Regions from separate parts of the Homo sapiens genome. Here region 1 is linked to region 2. Evidence: chromatin loops called from intact Hi-C (ENCODE). Cell type or tissue: PC-9. All regions are shown on one strand. Each heading gives the region's core, and the rest is flanking DNA. Links, peaks and the distances in the headings are about the cores only. Region 1 overlaps PI4KB (phosphatidylinositol 4-kinase beta). Region 2 has its middle 15 kb from the start of RIIAD1.

Region 1 (11,336 bases), core at 2,056-10,055, 430 kb after region 2:
TCACCAACATCCTAGACTCCCTTCATAGTTCATGATGCATATGTCAACCATGACTCTGTCTCAGTGCGATTGTGATTTTGAGAGCCCCCCTGTATCCCTTTTTGGGCTTTGTTTTTCTGGACCAAAGAAACCTAATCTTTTTAGCTTCCTTCTTGCTGTATCTTAGGAGAATTGCTCTTCACCCCACCTTATGGTCATTTTGGTAGCTTTTCTCCAGCCTTTCTATAACTCTTGGGCTTTCCAGATACAGCAACCATAAGGATAGAGAAATATTTTGTTTCTAAGACCTTTTCTGATCAGAATGAGCCGACAAAAGGAGAGAAGGATGCCCAATTCACACTGGAGAGAATTAGCTGAATTTGTGTGCTGACTGGAATGAGTATTCATGGTTCAGATTCTTCTTTTTTTTTTGAGATGGAGTCTCACTCTATTGCGGAGGCTGGAGTGCAGTGGCACAATCTTGGCTTACTGCAACCTCCGCAACCCAGGTTCAAGCGATTCTCCTGCCTTAGCCTCCTGAGTAGCTGGGATTACAGGCGCCTGCCACCACACCCGGCTAATTTTTGTAGTTTTAGTAGCGACGGGGTTTCGCCATCTTGGCCAGGCTGGTCTTGAACTCCTGACCTCATGATCCACCCGCCTCGGCCCCCCAAAGTGCTAGGATTACAGGCGTGAGCCACCGCGCCCGGCCCATATTCTTCTTTCAAAGGAAATACTGAAGTTTGGGACACTCCTTGGGACAGTGCCCAGCTTTGTCCCAGTCTTTTTGTCCACTGTAGCTCCCTGGGCCCTGTCTTCAGGACGAGCCCACAGAGGCATCTAGGCCTCCCTTACAGCCTGTAATTGATAGTCTAGAGTGGTTTGGCCCAAGCACATCATCTGTACATTTTGGAGCTCAGTTGAAATATTTTGAAGACTTAAGGATTCTGTCACACAAATTCTTTACATAGGTGATCATAGGACAAGTATCTGCCCTAAATATAGTGTTCATAGTTTCAGAGGACTATTGGATGAAGGCTGGAGCTAGGAGAAAGGACAGCAGGAAGAACCTTGCTAACAGAGTTGAGATTTGGGGGTTAGTGGTGGAAGTAAGTTGCAAATACTGTCTCACTCTTCCCCCAGGCTCCCTACCTGATTTATGTGGAAGTCCTTGAATGTGAAAACTTTGACACCACCAGTGTCCCTGCCCGGATCCCCGAGAACCGAATTCGGAGTACGAGGTCCGTAGAAAACTTGCCCGAATGTGGTATTACCCATGAGCAGCGAGCTGGCAGCTTCAGCACTGTGCCCAACTATGACAACGATGATGAGGCCTGGTCGGTGGATGACATAGGCGAGCTGCAAGTGGAGGTGAGAGGGCTTCAGGGAGGTAATGCTGGGTCACAGGAGCTTTCTCCAGGAGCTTTCACTATATTGGAAACAAGACAGCATATCCCAAGGCAGGGTAAGGCAAGTATCCTAATGAGTGGTGTAGGTAGTGAGGGGTAATATGGGGAAAGCTCTGAACAACTCTAGCCTGGAATAGATTCAGGTGGAGTTCATTTTCCAGGTGAAGGATTCAGATTTAAATGTAAAGAGGAGCTTCTAGGCCAAGGGGAGTGAGGGAAATTTAATGAAAATATTTATTGAACACCTACATAAAGTTGTCATAGAATAGCAGAGGATGAGAAGTCATACATTAATTCATTCAAGAAATTTTTATTGAGGGCCTTCTATGTGCCAGACCTGAGTGCTGTATGCTAGTGAACAAGACTTGGCCCCTGCCTACAAGGGATTTATGACCTAACTGGAAAGAGAACAAGGCCAGTAAGCAAGTAGTTGTAGTGTGGTGAGAGTCAAGTCATGGGGGAAAGGATAGGACATTATAAGAGCACCAGACTTGGGGCGGGCATCACAAGAGATTTCCTGGAGGAAGTAATCTCTCAGCTGAGGCTGGAAGCATGGGTAGGAATTAGCTGGACAAAGAGTGCTGGACAGAGGGAACACTGCATGCAAAGGCCAGAAGACAAGAGGGAGCTTGGGCCATTATAGGAATTGAAAGAAATTTTGCCTGGCTGTGATGTGCAGGTGTGAGGTAAGAAGTGGTGAAGAATAAGACTGGACACGTGGGCATGGACCAGACTATAGGAAGGACCCTGTAAGCTGGGGAAAGAAACTTGAACTTTATTCTGGGGCATGAAGAGCCAGAGCAGAATTTTGTGTAGAGCTATTAACACAGCTGGCCAGGCGCAGTGGCTCACACCTGTAATCCCAACACTTTGGGAGGCCGAGGTGGGTGGATCGCTTGAAGTCAGGATTTCGAGACCAGCCTGGCCAACAAGGTGAAACTCCATCTCCACTAAAACTAGAAAAATTATGCCGGGTGCGGTGGCGCACGCCTGTAATCCCAGCACTTTGGGAGGACAGGGCGAGCAGATCACCTGAGGTCAGGAGTTCGAGACCAGCCTGGCCAACATGGTGAAACCCCGTCTCCACTAAAAATACAAAAATTAGCCGGGCGTGGTGGCATGTGCCTGTAATCCCAGCTAATCGGGAGGCTGAGGCAGTAGAATTATTCGAACCCAGGAGGCGGAGGTTGCAGTGAACCAAGATCACGCCACTGCACTTCAGCCTGGGTGACAAGCAAAATTCCGTCTCAAAAGAAAAAAAAAAAAAAGCCAGGTGTGGTGGAACATGCCTGTAATCCCAGCTACTCGGGAGGCAAGTGATTCTTGAAGCACAAGAATCACTTGAACCTGGGAGGCGGAGGCTGCAGGGAGCTGAGATCACAGCACTGCACTCCAGCCTGGGTGACAGAGTGAGACTCTGTCTTAAAACAAAACAAAACAAAAACACAGCCAGGGCCAGGCGCGGTGGCTCACGCCTGCAATCCCAGCACTTCGGGAGGCTGAGGTGGGCAGATCACCTGAGGTCAGGAGTTCAAGAACAGCCTGACTAACATGGTGAAACCCCGTTCCTACTAAAAATACAAAAAATTAGCCAGGCATGGTGGCGCGCGCCTGTAATCCCAGCTACTCAGAAGGCTGAGGCAGGAGAATCGCTTGAACCTGGGAGGCGGAGGTCGCAGTGAGCCGAGATCACACCATTGCACTCCAGCGTGGGCAACAAGAGCGAAACTCCGTCTAAAAAAAAAAAAAAAAAACACACAGCCAGGTTTCACTTTGCCAAAAGGCAGAATCTCTGTCTTTGAGCTTATAGTCCAATTGCAGAAATTAGACATTTAAGAAAAAAAAATTTAGATATACAACAAAGCAGTGTGTACTAGGTGACAAATGGAGTTGAGAAGAAATGCTCTGGTATGAAGGACAGAAGAGACTTGACATGGGCCTTGGGGTCTGGTAGAATATTCTGTATTTAGAGAGAGATGAGAAGATAAGATTGAATGACTTAGATTGAAGAAACTGTCAGAAGCTAGTCTGCAAAGAGTCTGCTTTGGACCCTAGGGGAGAACGCATCCCTATCCTTGGGGGACTCTCAGTGAGGCTGAAATTTTGAGCTCCTGTAATGGTCATGGCAGTGGTTTGCAAACTTTAGTGCATTGGAAGTCTTCTGGAGAACTTGTTAAAAATTCAGACTTTCAGATCCCATTCCTAGTAATTATAATTCAGATTGATGGTGGGGCCTGGGAATCTGCATTCTGGGTAATTCTACTGCAGGTAGTTCACATGTTGAGAAATGCTGCTCTGGGCAGCCTGGGGTCCCAGTAACCAACATGGTGTGTAAGCAGAGTTTGAAAGAGAGGGATGAGCATGCTGCAGTGATAGCAAGCAAGCAGGAGGGGAAAGACGGGAGACCTATACTTTAGCACTTCTGACCAGCACTCCCCTTTCTCCAGCTCCCCGAAGTGCATACCAACAGCTGTGACAACATCTCCCAGTTCTCTGTGGACAGCATCACCAGCCAGGAGAGCAAGGAGCCTGTGTTCATTGCAGCAGGGGACATCCGGTATGGCCAGATCACATTGCCCCTCATTTTTCATCCCTCTTTCAGGAACTTCCCATCTCTTTGTTACCTTCCTCTCCATCTCAATCATCTGTTGTTGGCCTGTGTCTTTCCCTCTTTCATTCTGTCCTTGTTTGGGGCCACCAAACTTGAGGCAATGAAGGTGTAGGTTGAGAAATTACTTGGGCTACCAAAGAAGGAAATTAAATTTTAAAAAGACTCCAAAGGGATGAAAGCACCAGAGGGGCCGGGCATAGTGGCTCACACCTGTAACCCCATCACTTTGGGAGGCCGAGGCGGGCAGATCACGAGGTCAGGAGATCGAGACCATCCTGGCTAACACGGTGAAACTCCGTCTCTATTAAAAATACAAAAAAATTAGCCAGGCGTGGTGGCGGATGCCTGTAGTCCCAGCTACTTGGGAGGCTGAGGCAGGAGAATGACGTGAACCCGGGAGGCGGAGCTTGCAGTGAGCCGAGATCGCACCACTGCACTCCAGCCTGGGCGACAGAACGAGACTCCGTCTCAAAAAAAAAAAAAAAAAAAAACAAGAAAGCACCAGAGGAAGGAGTTTGAGCAGTGTGTCTCAAGGTGGGGTCTCAAAGCGACTGTGTCAGAATCCAGGGGGAGGAAGGAGGACTTGTTGAAAATGCAGATTCTAGGCTGGGTGCGGTGGCTCACGCCTGTAATCCCAACACTTTGGGAGGCTGAGGCGGGTAGATCATAAGGTCAGGAGATCGAGACCATCCTGGCTAACACGATGAAACCCCATCTCTACCAAAAAAATACAAAAAAAAAATTAGCTGGGCGTGGTGGTGGGCGCCTGTAGTCCCAGCTACTCGGGAGGCTGAGGCAGGAGAATGGCGTGGACCCAGGAGGCGGAGCTTGCAGTGAGCCGAGATCTCGCCACTGCACTCCAGCCTGGGAGACACAGCGAGATTCTTATCTCAAAAAAAAAAAAAAAAAGAAAAGAAAAGAAAAATGCAAATTCTAGAGACACACCCATTCTGAATCAGCCTTGGTAGAGGAATATGGAGGGCCTGGTAATCTTAATTTTAACATGATTACAATCAGTTAGCAAAAAGGTGTCATTGGTTATGTTTTCTTCCATGAGTCCCTTTCAGCCTGGGTTCCTATCTTTGTGTGTCCAGAATCCAGGAGACAGTGCAGGAAATGTCAGTATAGACTGGGCATGGGGCTTGGGGGTAGCTTCTCCAAGCAAATGATGTATTTTCTTCCTGCCAGCCGGCGCCTTTCGGAACAGCTGGCTCATACCCCGACAGCCTTCAAACGAGACCCAGAAGATCCTTCTGCAGTTGCTCTCAAAGAGCCCTGGCAGGAGAAAGTACGGTGAGTTGGGTGTGGGTCTCTGAACCCCTCTCAAAGCTCAGAGGCAGTTGTAAGTGCTCACTGCACCAACTTTATTGTCCATCAGCCTCCAAAAAAATCTGTCAGGCTTCCAGGCTGTCTGGGTCCTTGCCCTATGGGGCGTTTGCTTGGGATTTTTTGTGGAAGCCATGTCTCTTGTCCTCACCCTGGCATCAACCTTTGACACCCTTTACTTCTGTCTTCACAGGCGGATCAGAGAGGGCTCCCCCTACGGCCATCTCCCCAATTGGCGGCTCCTGTCAGTCATTGTCAAGTGTGGGGATGACCTTCGGCAAGAGCTTCTGGCCTTTCAGGTGTTGAAGCAACTGCAGGTAAGAGAAGAGAAGGAGAGGCCAGGCACAGTGGCTGTAATCCCAGCACTCTGGGAGGCCGAGGCGGGTGGATTACAAAGTCGGGAGTTCAAGATCAGCCTGGCCAAGATGGTGAAACCCTGTCTCTACTAAAAATACAAAAATTATGGCCGGGTGTGGTGGTTCATGCCTGTAATCCCAGCACTTTGGGAGGCCGAGGCGGGTGGATCACGAGGTCAGGAGATCGAGACCATCCTGGCTAACACGGTGAAACCCTGTCTCCACTAAAAATACAAAAAATTAGCCGGGTGTGGTGGCGGGCGCCTGTAGTCCCAGCTACTCCGGAGGCTGAGGCAGGAGAATGGCGTGAGCCCGGGAGGCGGAGCTTGCAGTGAGCGGAGATTGCACCACTGCACTCCAGCCTGGGCGACAGAACGAGACTCCGTCTCAAAAAAAAAAAAATAAAAATAAAAATACAAAAATTAGCTGGGTGCAGTGATGGGCACCTGTAATCCCAGCTACTTGGGAGGCTGAGGCAGGAGAATAGCTTGAACCCAGGAGGCAGAGGTTGCAGTGAGCTGAGATTGTGCCACTGCAGTCTAGCCTGGGCGACAGAGCAAGACTCTGTCTCAAAAAAAAAGGAGAGAAAGGGAAACTCAGCCCAACTCCAGCCAACCGGAGGTGACTACACAGATTATTCTGCCGGGGACCACCTTCCTGCCAAGGTCTAAAACAAAAGCAGAGTAAAGAGAAGCTAGTGCAACTTTCCCCTGGGAAGAACAGCCATAGGAACAGCTCCACAGCGGCCTCTTTTGGCCCTTTTGTGACCTGCACCTGTCCTGTTCCAAGTCTGAACTTTAGAGTGCTAGGTTTGCCTTTTAGATCAAAACTTCCAAAATGTCCTGGCACCCTGGCATGGGCCTGTAGTCTCAGCTAGTCAGGAGGCTGAGGTGGGAGGATGTCTTGAGCCCAGGAGTTCTGGGCTGCAGTCCACTATGCCAATTGGGTGTCCGCGCTAAGTTCGGCATCAATATGGTGACCTCCTAGGAATAGGGGACCATCAGGTTGCCTAAGGGAGGGGTGAACTGGCCCAGGTCGGAAATGGAGCAGGTCAGAACTCCCGTGCTCATCAGTAACAGGATCGAGACTGTGAATAGCCACTGCACTCCAGCCTGAGCAACATAGCAAGACCCTGTCTCTGAGAAAAATATGCATTTGAAGAAATCAGCGTTTTTTTTTCCTTATTTTATTTTTTTTGAGATGGAGTTCTGCTCTTGTTTCCCAGGCTGGAGTGCAATGGCGCAATCTCGGCTCACCACAACCTCCGCCTCCCAGGTTCAAGCGATTCTCCTGCCTCAGCCTTCCCAAGTAGCTGGGATTATAGGCATGCGCCACCACGCCCGGCTAATTTTGTATTTTTAGTAGAGATAGGGTTTCTCCATGTGAGCCAGGCTGGTCTCGAACTCCCGACCTCAGGTGATCCGCCCACCTCCACCTCCCAAAGTGCTGGAATTACAGGCATGAGCCACCGCTCCTGGCTGAAGAAATCAGCATTTCTAACTGAAGTGAGCCAAAAAGAAAATTTTGCGGAGGCAAAGTTTAGTGACCCACCTTTTCCTAGTGTTAAGTGTGTGCTAAGGCACATGGAAGACCAATTTATTTATACAAGGCACTGAGATTTTTTCAAGAAATAGCTGTCAAATCTCAAGGTGAAGATCTAAATGTGAACAGTTTACTAATGCACTACTGAAGTTTAAATCTGTGGCACAATCATTGTAAACATGGGGTTCATTTCTCTAAATTGATTTCTAATCTGAAATTACTGGAAAACTTCCTTGCCCGTTTTTGCCAAACTCAATTTTTGGTTTTTGGCATATATCCATTATTCAAACTTAATGCCTCTAATTTTAATGCCAACACAATTGGTTGTAATCAAATTTTTAAATAATAATAATTTGGTCCTCCCCCCTTTAAAAAACAACATAAAAACTTCCCAAATTGGTCTGTAGCAGGTAGGTTATAGTGTGCTGAAATATTGATCTTCTGATACCCCTGGGTTGGTCACCTGCAAGCCACTTAATTGTTTAATACTGTTCTTTATACCATATAAATATTTTCATTTTCCAGAGAAGTCTTCTCTGGACCTAAATCCTTTCCTTTTTTCTTTTTTTTCGTCGGAGAGAGTCTCGCTCTGTCGCCCAGGCTGGAGTGCAGTGGTGCAATCTTGGCTCACTGCAACCTCCACCTCCTGGGTTCAAGCGATTCTCCTGCCTTAGCCTCCTGAGTAACTGGGATTACAGGCATACACCACCACGCCTGGCTAATTTCTGTATTTTTAGTAAAGACGAGGTTTCACTCTCTACTGAGGTTGGCCAGGCTGGTCTTGAACTCCTGACCTCAGGTGATCCGCCCTCCTTGGTCTCCCAGAGTGCTGGGATTACAAGCATAAGCCACCGCACCTGGCCTCTTTTTTCTTATTATTTGAACTTACAGCTCCCATTCTCCCTGCTTGAGAGGGGATAGTGAAGTTTCCTGTTCTCCCTGCCTGTCTTGGGCTTTCTACTTAGGTGATACCTTTTCCCACATACCTGAGTGTAGTTTCTGACTTTGTCAGGCCCTAGACTTCCTTTCCAAACTCCCTGGTCCTCACTGGGTTAAGTGAGTCTTACTCATTTGATGGCTTAGAATTCAATGCTACCAAGGAGAGAGGCTGGAGAAAGGGAAGAGTTTTAGCCTTCTTCTCTAGTTTGGAGAAAGATAAGAGTCCTGTATCCTCCATGTCTCCTCACAGTCCATTTGGGAACAGGAGCGAGTGCCCCTTTGGATCAAGCCATACAAGATTCTTGTGATTTCGGCTGATAGTGGCATGATTGAACCAGTGGTCAATGCTGTGTCCATCCATCAGGTGAAGAAACAGTCACAGCTCTCCTTGCTCGATTACTTCCTACAGGAGCACGGCAGTTACACCACTGAGGCATTCCTCAGTGCACAGCGCAATTTTGTGCAAAGTTGTGCTGGGTACTGCTTGGTCTGCTACCTGCTGCAAGTCAAGGACAGGTAGGTGACTTCTGCTGCTCATCCTAACATTTCTCCAGGGTTCTCTCTGTCCCTTCGTGTGTAGTTCTCAATTACTTATTACTGCCCTCCATGGCAAAGATGTGAAAAATGAAACAATGTATTTTAAGCAGAGACAGATGTGTTCCCATGACATTAAGTCAGGAGGCAGACTAATAAGAACTAGGGTAAAAGGGCAAAGAAATGAAGGATTTATGGGAGGACTAAGGGTTTGAGTGAGCAGGGTCTTCAAGGACAAGGGAAAATGATGACAGAGGAAGCTGCAGGGGAGGTACATCCCAGCTAGAAGAAATAATTGAATGTGATTAAAGCACAGACTGCACTGCATGGCAGTGGAGTAGGAGGTGGTACCATGAGGCAGGTAAATTGAGGCCAGTTGAAGAAGGGCCTTCATTGTGAAGCTTAGGTGTTTTATTTTGCAGGCAGAGGAATGACATGATCCAGTCTGTGTTGATTAAATGCCCTGTGGCACTGTGGGTGAAGGTGGATGTAATTGGGTGTTTAGCAACAAAGCAAGAGATAATAGGGCCTGGCACTAAGGGTAGTGGTTAGTGACTGAGAGCAGAAAGGAGAAACATGATGGAGATGAAGTGGAAACTCTCAGCCATGAACTCTCCTCACTTCTTATTCCAGCATATGATTTCCACAGCTTTTAAGTATCTGTTGTTTTGCCCAGAGCTGTCATTTTTTTTCAATATGACATGACCTTGATGAAAACTAACTACACATATAGGTGAGGCACATAATGTACAAAAATAATTACACCATCTAGGCCCTGCCTTCTAAGAGTATCTCCCAACAGTGACCCAGGGTCTCTGCCCTGAATGCTCCTATGAGTTCCAGCTCTAGACCCTCGGCACAGGGCAGCTGTCCTGGAAAGGTGGAAATGCAATGGCCAGTGCTGCTGGGGCTTCCAGTAACATGGTGGCCCATTAAGATCTAGCTAATAATGGCTGGGTGTGGTGGCTCATGCCTATAATCCCAGTACTTTGGGAGGCTGACACGGGTGGATCACCTGAGGTCAGGAGTTTGAAACCAGCCTGGCCAACATGGTGAAACCCCATCTCTACTAAAATACAAAAAGAAAATTAGCTGGGCCTGGTGGCAGGCGCCTAATCCCAGCTATTTGGGAGGCTGAGCAGGAGAATCACTTGAACCCGGGAGGCAGAGGTTGCAGTGGGCCAAGATGGCACCATTGCACTCCAGACTGGACGACAAGGGTGAAATTCCAACTCAAAAAAAAAAAAAAATTTATATATATACATACACATACATACATACATTAGCTGGGCTTGGTGATGCACACCTGTAATCCCAGCTACTCGGGAGGTAAGGCAGGAGAATTGCTTGAACCCAGGAGGTGGAGATTGCAGTGAGCCAAGATCATGCCACAGTACTTTAGTCTGGGCAACAAAGCGAGTCTCAAAAAAAAAAAAAAAAAATCTAGCCAACAAGGCCGAGGCAGGAGGATCGCTTGAGCCCAGGAGTTCGAGACTAGCCTAGGCAACATAGTTAGATCCCGTCTCTACAAAAAATAAAAATTAGCCAAGCATGGTGGTATACAGCTGTGGTCCCAGCTACTTTGGAGGCTGAGGTGGGAGGATCACTTGAGCAGGAGGTTAAGGGCAACAGAGTGAGACCCTGTCTAAACAAAACAAAACAACTAGCTAGCTAGCTAGCTAACAGAGCAGCTTATTAGAAATGTAGCATCTAGGCTGGATGCAGTGGCTCACGCCTGTAATCCCAACACTTTGGGAGCCTGAGGCAGGTGAATCACCTGAGGTCAGTAGTTCAAGACCAGCCTGACCAACATGGCAAAACCCCATATCTACTAAAAATACCAAAAATTCACCAGGCGTGGTGGCGCATGCCTGTAATCCCAGCCACTCAGGAGGCTGAGGCAGGACAATTGCTGGAACCCGGGAGGTGGAGGTTGCAGTGAGATGAGATCGCGCGACTGCACACCAGCCTGGGTGACACTGAGACTCCATCTCAAAAAAAAAAATAAAAATTAGTCTTAGGCTGGGTGTGGTGGCTCACGCCTGTAATCCCAGCACTTTGGGAGGCCGAGGTGGGCAAATCGCCTGAGGTCAGGAGTTTGAGACCAGCATGACCAACACGGTGAAACCCCATCTCTACTAAAAATAAAAAATTAGCTGGGTGTGGTGGCGGGCGCCTGTATTCCCAGCTACTTGGGAGGCTGAGGCAGGAGAATCACTTGAACCCAGGAGGCAGAAGTTGCAGTGAGCCAAGATCGCACCATTGCACACCAGCCTGGGTGACAGAGTGAGACTTCATCTCAAAAAAAAAAAAAAGAAATCTAGCATCTATTAAGTTCTGCCATGGCCTGACATTCTTATATTTAAACCAGATGAAAACCCTGTCAGACACGTGTTTCCTCATGAGGGAAATAACAGTCAGGTAGCTTTTAGACCCTGTGCTCATTCCACCCTGCGCTCATTCCACCCTGCCAGCCCTACAAATGGACCCAGGCTCTGCATTTGAGAGCTGTAGGAGAATGTAATATTTTTGTGTGTGTGTGTGAGACAGAGTCTTGCTCTGTTGTCCAGGCTGGAGTGCAGTGGCGTGATCTCGGCTCACTGTAACCTCTGCCTCCCAGAGTTCAAGTGATTCTCCCAC
Region 2 (9,380 bases), core at 1,381-9,380:
CTGGCCAACACGGTGAAACCCCATCTTTACTAAAAATACAAAAATTAGCCGGGCATGATGGCAGGCATGTGCCTGTAATCCCAGCTACTCAGGAGGTTGAAGCAGGAGAATCGCTTGAAACCGGAAGGTGGAGTTTTCAGTGAGCTGAGATCACACCACTGCACTCCAGCCTGGGCAACAAGAGTGACACTCTGTCTTAAAAAAAAAAAAAAGAATGGGCTCCCATATCCATACACTCTCCCTTATCAAACTTTATGTCCCACCCTCCTTGATCCAACACCCTCAGAATCCAGTCCCATACATCTCCAACCTGTATTTGCTAGTTAGGTCCTCTTGAACCTCCAGGGCATGGTGCATTTTTTCTCTTAGGGGAATCTTAGCTGAGTTCTAAAAGTACTTAATCCTAGTTATTGGTTTGCAGATCAGGAGAGGAGGTGGGGTAGGTTTTGAAGGGAACCTGTGTGGTCTTGCAAGCCAGAGGCTTCTCTATCATCCTTAAGCAAGGAAGTAGTGATAGCCTTTACCAGGAACAAGTGGGCACTTTTGCAGGCCCAAAAGATGGAGAATTTAAAAATTCAAGATTTTTTAAAGCATTAACCCAGCTGCCCCCACTCCTATGTCTCAGGGTCTCACTCCTTCTTGCCAGTGTTAAGAATTCAACCTTCTTTGGAGCCCTGCTACTGTTACAATTAAATATTGGACCTTATTCTCAATTTTGGGGGGCCTCTAGATACAAAAGATAAAAAATGTCTTTTAAATTGCTAAGGAGGGCCTTGGGCTTTCACTCTTAGCCTTTATTTGGTGATCAATCACCCTCAACCTTTCATTGCCTTTGTCCAATGCATTGATTGCCTCCAGCTAGCCATCCAATTCCATTGTCTTTATAAAACCTGATATATTTATCAGACCTGATATATTTCCCCCACTAAGCATTGCTTTCCCCCAGGATCCCATCCCAGTTCAGCACTAGTGAAAGCTTTGACAGTTGCACTGATACCTTGCTGGGGAATCTCCATGCTCCACCTACTGCCAGTGGCCCTCCCTGCCAGCGGCCAACAGGTATTTCCAGTTTAGAATCTCATTTTAGAATCTGCTTCCTCAGCACTCTTGGCACTGACTGTCAGGCTGGGTTCCTCGGGAAATATACTCTCAGATGGAGATTTGAGTAAAAGCAGTTCATTGAGTCGTGCTCTCAGGATCAACAACACTGGGAGAAAGTGAAGGCCTTAGAACTGGACAGCAGGAACTCAGGAACTGTTGTGGCCCTGCAGAGTTGTCCCCCACTGAGACAAGGAAATCAGAATCATGCAGGGGAATATACTTCCACATTGACCAGTAGATGCAGACTGTCTTAGGAGGGGGCATAATCTTGAATGAATTTTCACTTAAGGGTAACTCCTGGAGGAAGCCCAGCTGGGAACTGTCAGTCACCCAAATTCTTGGAAATGCTGGTGCAACCAGGAACTGTCAGTCACCCAAAATTCCCAGAAGTGCTGGGGGGAGGACAAGGATGAGTGCTTCAGTCCTGATGGGGGTGGGTATCTGGGTGGCACAACAGTATCCACTATAGTACCTTTTTTTCTTTTCTTTTTCTTTCTTTTTTTTTTTTTTTTGAGACAGAGTTTCACTCTTGTTGCCCAGGCTGGGCTGCTATGGTGCAATCTTGGCTCACTGCAACCTCCACCTCCTGGGTTCAAGCGATTCTCCTGCCTCAGCCCCCTGAGTAGCTGGGATTACAGGCATGCACCACCACAGCCGGCTAATTTTTTGTATTTTTAATAGAGACGGGGTTTCACCATGTTGGTCAGGCTGGTCTCAAACTCCCAACCTCAGGTGATCCACCCATCTTGGCCTCCCAAAGTGCTGGGATTATAGACATGAGCCACCGTGCCTGGCCTATAGTACCTTTAAATATGAGAATTGAGATATATTTTTTGATACTTCTCACCTAGATAAGTATTTTTTAGATATTTCTTACAGCTCTAAACGGCTACTCTTTCTTCCTAGTTGGTTTGGTTGTGGAATTTCACAAGGTTACATTACCATGTTACTTTGCCATTGAAGGGGCATCGCAGAGGAAAAGAAATCATACAGTGTTGTATTTCAAAGCCAAACAGACATTGTGTTTGGATTTTATTCAAGATTAGTCCTGGCTAGGTGTGGTGGCTCACGCCTGTAATCCCAGCACTTTGGGAGGCTGAGGCAGGTGGATCACGAGGTCAGGAGATCGAGGCCATCCTGGCCAACATGGTTAAACCCCGTCTCTACTACAAATAAAAAAATCAGCTGGGCATGGTGGTGTGTGCCTGTAATCCCAGCTACTCAGGAGGCTGAGGCAGGAGAATCGCTTGAAACAGGGAGTCGGAGGTTGCAGTGAGCTGAGATCACACCACTGCACTCCAGCCTGGCAACAGAGTGAGATTCCATCTCAAAAAAAAAAAAAAAAAAATTGGCCTAACGCAGCTATAGCTATTGTATTAGTCTGTTCTCACATTGCTATAAAGAAATACCTGAGACTGGGCAATTTATAAAGAAAACAGATTTAATTGGCTCACAGTTCCACAGGCTGTACAGGAAGCATGGCAGTATGTGCTTCCAGGGGGGGCCACAGGAAGCTTCTAATCATGGCAGAAGGCAAAGTTGGGGAGAGCATCTTACATGGCAGAAACAGGATCAAGGGTGGGGAGAGGTGCTACACACTTTTAAACAACCAGCTCTCACAAGAACTCACTATCACAAGAAAGGCACCAAGGGGATGGTGCTAAACCATTCATGAGAAACCCTCCCCCGTGATCCAATTACCTCCCACCTGGCCCACCTCCAACACTGGGGATTACAATTTAACATGATATTTGAGTGGGGACACAGATCCAAAAATATCATTCCACCCCTGGACCCTTCCCAATTTCATGTCCTTCTCATGTTGCAAAATACAATCATGCCTTCCCAACAGTCCCTCAAAGTCTTAACTCCTTTCAGCATTAGTCAAAAGTCCAAAGTCTATCTGAGACAAAGCTAGTCCCTTCGACCTATGAGCGTGTAAAATCAAAAACAGATTGGTTACTTCCAAGATACAATGAAAGTACAGGCATTTGGTAAATATTCCTGTTTGAAAAGGGAGAAATTGGTCAAAAGAAAGGGGCTGCAGGCCCCACACAAGTCTGAAACCGGGCAGGGCAGTTATTCAATCTTAAAACTCCAAAATCATCTCCTTTGACTCCATGTCTCACATTCAGGGCACACTGATGCAAGAAGTGGGCTCCCAAAGCCTTGAGCAGCTCTGCCCCTAAGGCTTTGCAGGGTTCAGCCCCTATAGTTGCTCTCATGGGCTGGCATTGAGTGACTGGAACTTTTTGAGGTTGAGGGTGCAAGCTGTCAGTGGCTCAAACATTTCAGGGTCTGGAAGGTGGTAGCCCTCTTCTTATAGCTCCACTAGGCAGTGCCCCAGTGGGGACTGTGTCAGGGAGCTCCAACTCCACATTTCCTCTCTGCACTGCCCTACTAGAGGTTCTCTGTGAGGGCTCCACCCTTACCAGCAGGGTTCTGCCTGGACATCCAGACTTTTCCATACATCCTCTGAAATCTAGGCAGAGGTTCTCAAGTCTCAGCTCTTGCACTCTGTGCACCCACAGGCTTAACACTACATGAAAGCCACCAAAGCCTAGGGTTTGCATCCTCTGAAGCAGTGGCCCAAGCAGTACCTTGGCCCCTTTGAGCCATGGCTGAAACTGGAGTAGCTAGGACATGAGGAGTAGTGTCCCAAGGCTACGCAGGGCAGCAGGACCCTGGGCCTGGCCCCTGAAACCATTCTTCTCTCCTAGGGCTCCGGGTGTATGATGGGAGGGACTGCATGTGGAGGTCTCTGAAATGCCTTCAAGGCATTTTCCCGATTGTCTTGGATATTAGCACTTGGTTCCTTTTTACTTATGCAAATTTCTGTGGCCTGCTTGGAATTTCTCCCCTGAAAATGGGCTTTTCTATTCTACCACATGGCTGGGCTGCAAATTTTTCAAAAACTTTTATGCTCTACTTCCCCTTTAAATGTAAGTTCCAGTTTTACATCATTTCTTTGCTCATGCATATGAGATAGGTTGTTAGAAACAGCCAGTCCATATCTTGAATGCTTTGTGGCTTAGAAATTTCTTCCACCAGATACCCTAAATCATCACTCTCAAGTTCAAAGTTCCACAGATCCCTTAGGGCAGGGGCACAATGCCACCAGATTGTTCACTAATATATAACAAAGGTGACCTTGCTCTAGTTCCCAATCAGTTCCTCATCTCCTTCTGAGACTTCATCAGCCTAGACTTTTTATCCATATCACTATCAGCATTTTTGTCACAACAATTTAACAAGTCTCTAGGAAGTTCCAAACTTTCCTTCATCTTCCTGGCTTCTTCTGAGCCCTCCACACCACACTCTTCCAACCTCTGCCAGTTACCCAATTCCAAAGCTGCTTCCACATCTTCAGGTATCTTTATAGCAATGCCCTACTCCTCAGAACCAATTTTATGTACTAGTCTGTTCTCACATTGCTATAAAGAAATACCTGAAGGCCAGGTGTGGTGGCTTATGCCTGCAATCCCAGCACTTTGGAAGGCCAAGGTGGGTGGATCACAAGGTCAGGAGTTTGAGACCAGCCTGACCAACATGGTGAAACCCTGTCTCTACTAAAAATACAAAAAATTAGCCAGGTGTGGTGGCATACACCTGTAATCCCAGCTACTCAGGAGGCTGAGGCAGGAGAATCACTTGAACCTGGGAGGCAGAGGTTGCAGTGAGCCAAGATTGTGCCACTGCACTCCAGCCTGGGCAACAGAGCAAGGCTCCATCTCAAAAAAAAAAAAACACAAAAAACCTACCTGTGAGCAGGTAATTTATAAAGAAAAATTGGCTCATGGTTCCATAGGCTGTACAGGAAGCATGGCAGCATCTGCTTCTGAATCATGGCAGAAGCAAAGATGGAATGAGTATCTTACATGGCAGGACCAGGACCAATAGAGAGTAGGAAGGTGCTACACACTTTTAAACAACCAGATCTCATGAGAACTCACTATCATGAGAACAGCACCAAGGGGATGGTGCTAAACCATTCATGAGAAACCACTCCCTAATCCAATCACCTCCCACCGGGCCCCACCTCCAACATTGGGAATTACAATTTGACCTGAGATTTGGGTGGGGACACAGATCCAAAACATATTAACTATTGAATACATGTAATCAAGAATACACTGTACATCTTACATTTTACTTTTGAAACTGTACTGTAATTATCTATGTATCTATGTATCTGTCTTCACTCACTAGACCATGAGTTCCTTGAGGAGTGTGTCTTATTCCCAAAACTTTGCATCTTGAGTACATAATACGCCCTAATATTTGTTGAATGAGTGAATAAGTGAATGAATAAATGAATGAATAATCAATTTGCAAGGTTTCTCTTCAGATACTTTAAAGAAGTAAACATTGAATGGGTATGGTGGCTCATGCCTGTAATCCAAGTACTTTGGGAGGCCAAGGTGGGCAGATCACTTGAGATCACAAGTCTGAGACAAGCCTGGCCAACATGGTGAAACCCCATCTCTACTAAAAATACAAAAATTAGCTGGGCATGGTGGCACATGCCTGTAATCCTACCTGCTTGGGAGGCTGAGGCATGAGAATCACTTGAATGCAGGAGGCAGAGGTTGCAGTGGGCTGAGATATCACCACTGTACTCCAGCCTATGGACTCCATCTCAAAAAAAAAAAGAAAGAAGTAAACGTCTAAGGTACTCATTGAAGCAGCACTGCCCAGGGCTAAGGCCCTGGTCTTTGTAACATCTAAAGAACTTTCTATTACAGGAATCTGTGTGTTTGTTACTATTTTCCCACTCCCAGCCCAGCCTTGTTTCCTCTTCTCTCCCTCCTGCTGACATTCCACTCAGGCCTTGAGCAGGCATTCTCCAAACAGCATGTCAACTCTGCAGACATGCCCAGGAGAGGGCAGCAGAGACCAGTCCAGCTAGACTGAGAGTGGCCTGCTTTCCAGACATTGCCCTTCCTTCCCACCCCGTGGACACAGCAAGGCAACCACACACTGAGGCAATCCTTACTGCAAGCCTAGGGAGAGCTACTGCTCCAATTTTGAAGATCAGGAACCTGACACAGAGGGGTTGCTGAAGGTCACTAGGTGGCAAAGCATGCCTGCCTGTAGCCAGCTTATTAGCTCGTGTATTTGCTCTCTGGATATCAGATCCAATCTGAGCAGCAATTCCAAGACACTCCTAACTTTACCTTAAAAGTAAAATATATCAGAAGAGATGAAAGCGTCCAATTACTGGATGCTCAAGCATCTCCCATTACAAGAAACCACCCTTGACCCTGCTTCCCCCTCCAACGACTGCCCTTTCTCCATTTCCTCTCCCATCCATGCTCCTAGAAAGCTGTCTTCAAGGGCAGTGTATATCTACTTCCATGTCTTCATCTCCCAATTGCCACCAAGTTGACCGCAATCTGACTTCTGCCTACCCCACTGAAGCTATTCATGTTCACATCACCATGACCCAACTGCAAACTCAGTGGAAAACTTTTGGCCAAAATTCATCTCCCCATTTCCCCTGCCCCTACCTGCTTCCCCTCTGTATTAGTGAATGATTCCAGCATTCCTCTTCTTTCCCATGCAAGAAACCTGGAAGTCATTCTAGAATCTACAACTTCTGTAATAACTCCACCCCATTCAAATTACAGGTCCTGCCAATTCCCCTTCCTAAATATGTCTAGAATTCACCTCCTGTTTTCATGCCACTGCATATATCAAGGCCTCATCCTGCAGTTCAGTCTTCCAACATCCCATCGATTTATCATTCAGCAAATGCGTATTGAGCAGCTGCACGAGGTCAGGAGATCGAGACCAGCCTGACCAACTTGGTAAAAATACAAAAATTAGCTGGGTGTGGTGGCACACACCTGTAATCTCAGCTACTCAGGAGGCTGAGGCAGGAGAATTGCTTGAATCCGGGAGGCGGAGGTTACACTGAGAGTGCAGGAGAGGGCGTACTCTGATTTCAGTTTCTTAAAAGATCATTCTAAAAGATCGCTCTGTCAGCCAGGCTGGAGTGCAGTGGCTCAATCTCAGCTCACTGCAACCTCTGCCTTCTGAGTTCAAGCAATTCTCCTGCCTCAGCATCCCAAGTAGCTGGGATTACAAGTGTGTGCCACCATGCCCGGCTAATTTTTTTTGTATTTTTAGTAGAGATGAGGTTTCACCATGTTGGCCAGGCTGGTCTCAAACTCCTGACCTCAAGTAGTCCACTGCCTTGGCTTCCCAAAGTGTTGGGATTACAGGTTTGAGCCACTGCACCCAGCCTACAAAATTTTTTTTTAAAATCAGTGGTGGCATATACCTGTAGTCCTAGTACTAGGGAGGCTGAAGTAAGAGGACTGTTTGAGCCCAAAAGTTTGAAGTTACAGTGAAGTACGCTGTACTCCAACCTGAGTGACAGAACAAGACTGTCTCAAAAATAAATAAATAAAACTTTAAAAAAAGAATTATCCTAGCTGTTACATGGAAGATGGATCAGAAAGTGCAGGTGGGGCAGATGCTGATTTGGGGCTGACCCAGCAGTTTCCCTCCTGTTCCTGGTCTCTGTTGAGGATGGGCCGCAAGACCCTGGTCTGGCCAGTGAGGGAGAGGTGGGAGACCTTCGGAGAAAGTTTGTCTTTGCTGATAAAAAGGGACACAGTCAGCTGGCGCAGCTCTCTGCCCTTCTCCCTGCCTGAAATGTAAAGAGGACACCTGAGAGTGCAGGAGGCCTCACAGCCATGACGGGACAGGCTAAGGCTGGCAGAGTGAGGACAGAAAAAACCTGGTCTGGGTACTTGTCAACATCATTGACCCTTTGACTCTTGCCTACTGCTGAACTTGTTAGGTGAGAAAAATGACCCCGTATTTGTTTAAGTCACTATAAATTTGGTTTTCTGTTACCTACAGCTAAATACATTCTCAACTGAAATAGTGGACAGAGAGTCAGCAAAGAGACCAGGGTAAGAAGCAACTGAAGTGGTGCAGGTGAGAGAAAATGACAGCTTGGACAATTATAAACAAACAAAAAAAAACAAAAACACAGAATCTCACTGTTGCCCAGGCTGGAGTACAGTGGCGTGATCTCGGCTCACTGCAGCCTTGACCTCCCAGGCTCAAGCGATCTTCCCATCTCAGCTTCCTGAGTGGCTGAGAACACAGGTGTGCGTCACCACACCCAGCTAATTTTAGTGGGGTTTTTTGGTAGAGTCAGGGTTTCGCCACATTGGCCAGGCTGGTCTCGAACTCCTGACCTCAAGTCCACCTCAGCCTCCCAAAGTGCTTAGGATTACAGGCGTGAGCCACCATGCCTGACCAGCTTGGACAATTATGATCGTCTCCCTACAGGTCTTCCCATTTCTAGACTTAGTTTCCCCTAATTTGTCTTCCACGCTATTATACTTTCTCAGTGCAAATCTCTTTATAAATTCCCCTCGGCTTACAATTCTTTGCTGGCTCTCCATTGCCTACATGATGAAAACCTAACCTCCTTTGCCTAGTACACAGCACCCTTTGATTTGTCCTACCTTCTCTTCTGACTTTTCCTCTCACCACCCCTACCCTTGTACTTCATACATCACCAGGGGGCACGCCACTAGCAAACACCTCCCATGCACCAGGTACTGTCCATTCTTTATCTCTAATCCAAACGACCTGGAAAGGTGGGTATTGTAGGTCTTATAGATGAGAAACCCAGTGCTCAAGGAAGTGAAGTGATTTGGACAAGGCCAGACATCTAGTAAGTGGTGGATCAGGATGTAAACTCTGGTTTGATTTTGAAACAAAAGAGATTCACTATTCTCATTTGCCAAGAAGTCTGAAGGTAGGTGGGTGATTTCTGGGCTGTTTAAGTGATCAGAAATGCCATCAGGACCCCAGGGTCTCCCCGTCTTCCCTTTCTGCTGTTTTAGAGGTCTGGCTTTCACCCTCACACTGATTACCTCATGGTCTTAAGATGGCTGCTCAGGCTGAGTGTGGTGGCTCACGCCTGTAATCTCAGCATTTTGGGAGGCCAAGGTGGGCGGATCACATGAGGCCAAGAGTTTGAGACCAGCCTGACCAACATGGTGAAACCCTGTCTCTACTAAAAATACAAAAATTAGCTGGGCATGGTGGCACATGCCGGTAATCCTACTGCTCAGGAGGCTGAGGCAGGAGAATCGCTTGAACCTGGGAGGCAGAGGTTGCACTGAGCCAAGATCGCGCCCCTGCACTCTAGCCTGGGCGACAGAGTGACACTCTGTCTCACGAAAAAAAAAAAAATGGCTGTACAGCTCGAGACATCACATTCAGGTCCAAATCAGAAAGGGAAGGGC

Evidence for each region. Hi-C counts contacts between places; a loop is a spot of excess contacts. Peaks named below come from ENCODE experiments on the same cell type or tissue, not always from the same donor. Only the 100,000 strongest peaks of a DNase experiment are listed, where the experiment ranks them.
Region 1: it touches region 2 in a loop (14-fold over the local background); 10 of 110 quality-filtered maps call a loop at or near these places.

The regions. Positions count from the first base shown.
Region 1 is chr1:151,296,150-151,307,485 of GRCh38, reverse strand. It overlaps PI4KB (phosphatidylinositol 4-kinase beta), which reads left to right. Exons shown (of 12, transcript NM_001369623.2): 5 at 1,123-1,350; 6 at 3,836-3,945; 7 at 5,188-5,292; 8 at 5,519-5,642; 9 at 8,413-8,678. It also overlaps the pseudogene RN7SL444P. Among named protein-coding and RNA genes, the nearest start is that of ZNF687, 20 kb to the right of the region's middle. RefSeq lists an enhancer at 10,981-11,336. In PC-9, for the core only: CTCF peaks have their summits at 6,245 and 6,445; no DNase peak of the experiment used is centred there.
Region 2 is chr1:151,731,841-151,741,220 of GRCh38, reverse strand. No RefSeq gene overlaps it. Among named protein-coding and RNA genes, the nearest start is that of RIIAD1, 15 kb to the right of the region's middle. In PC-9, for the core only: a CTCF peak has its summit at 5,981 (motif pointing right); a DNase peak (open chromatin) is centred at 6,000.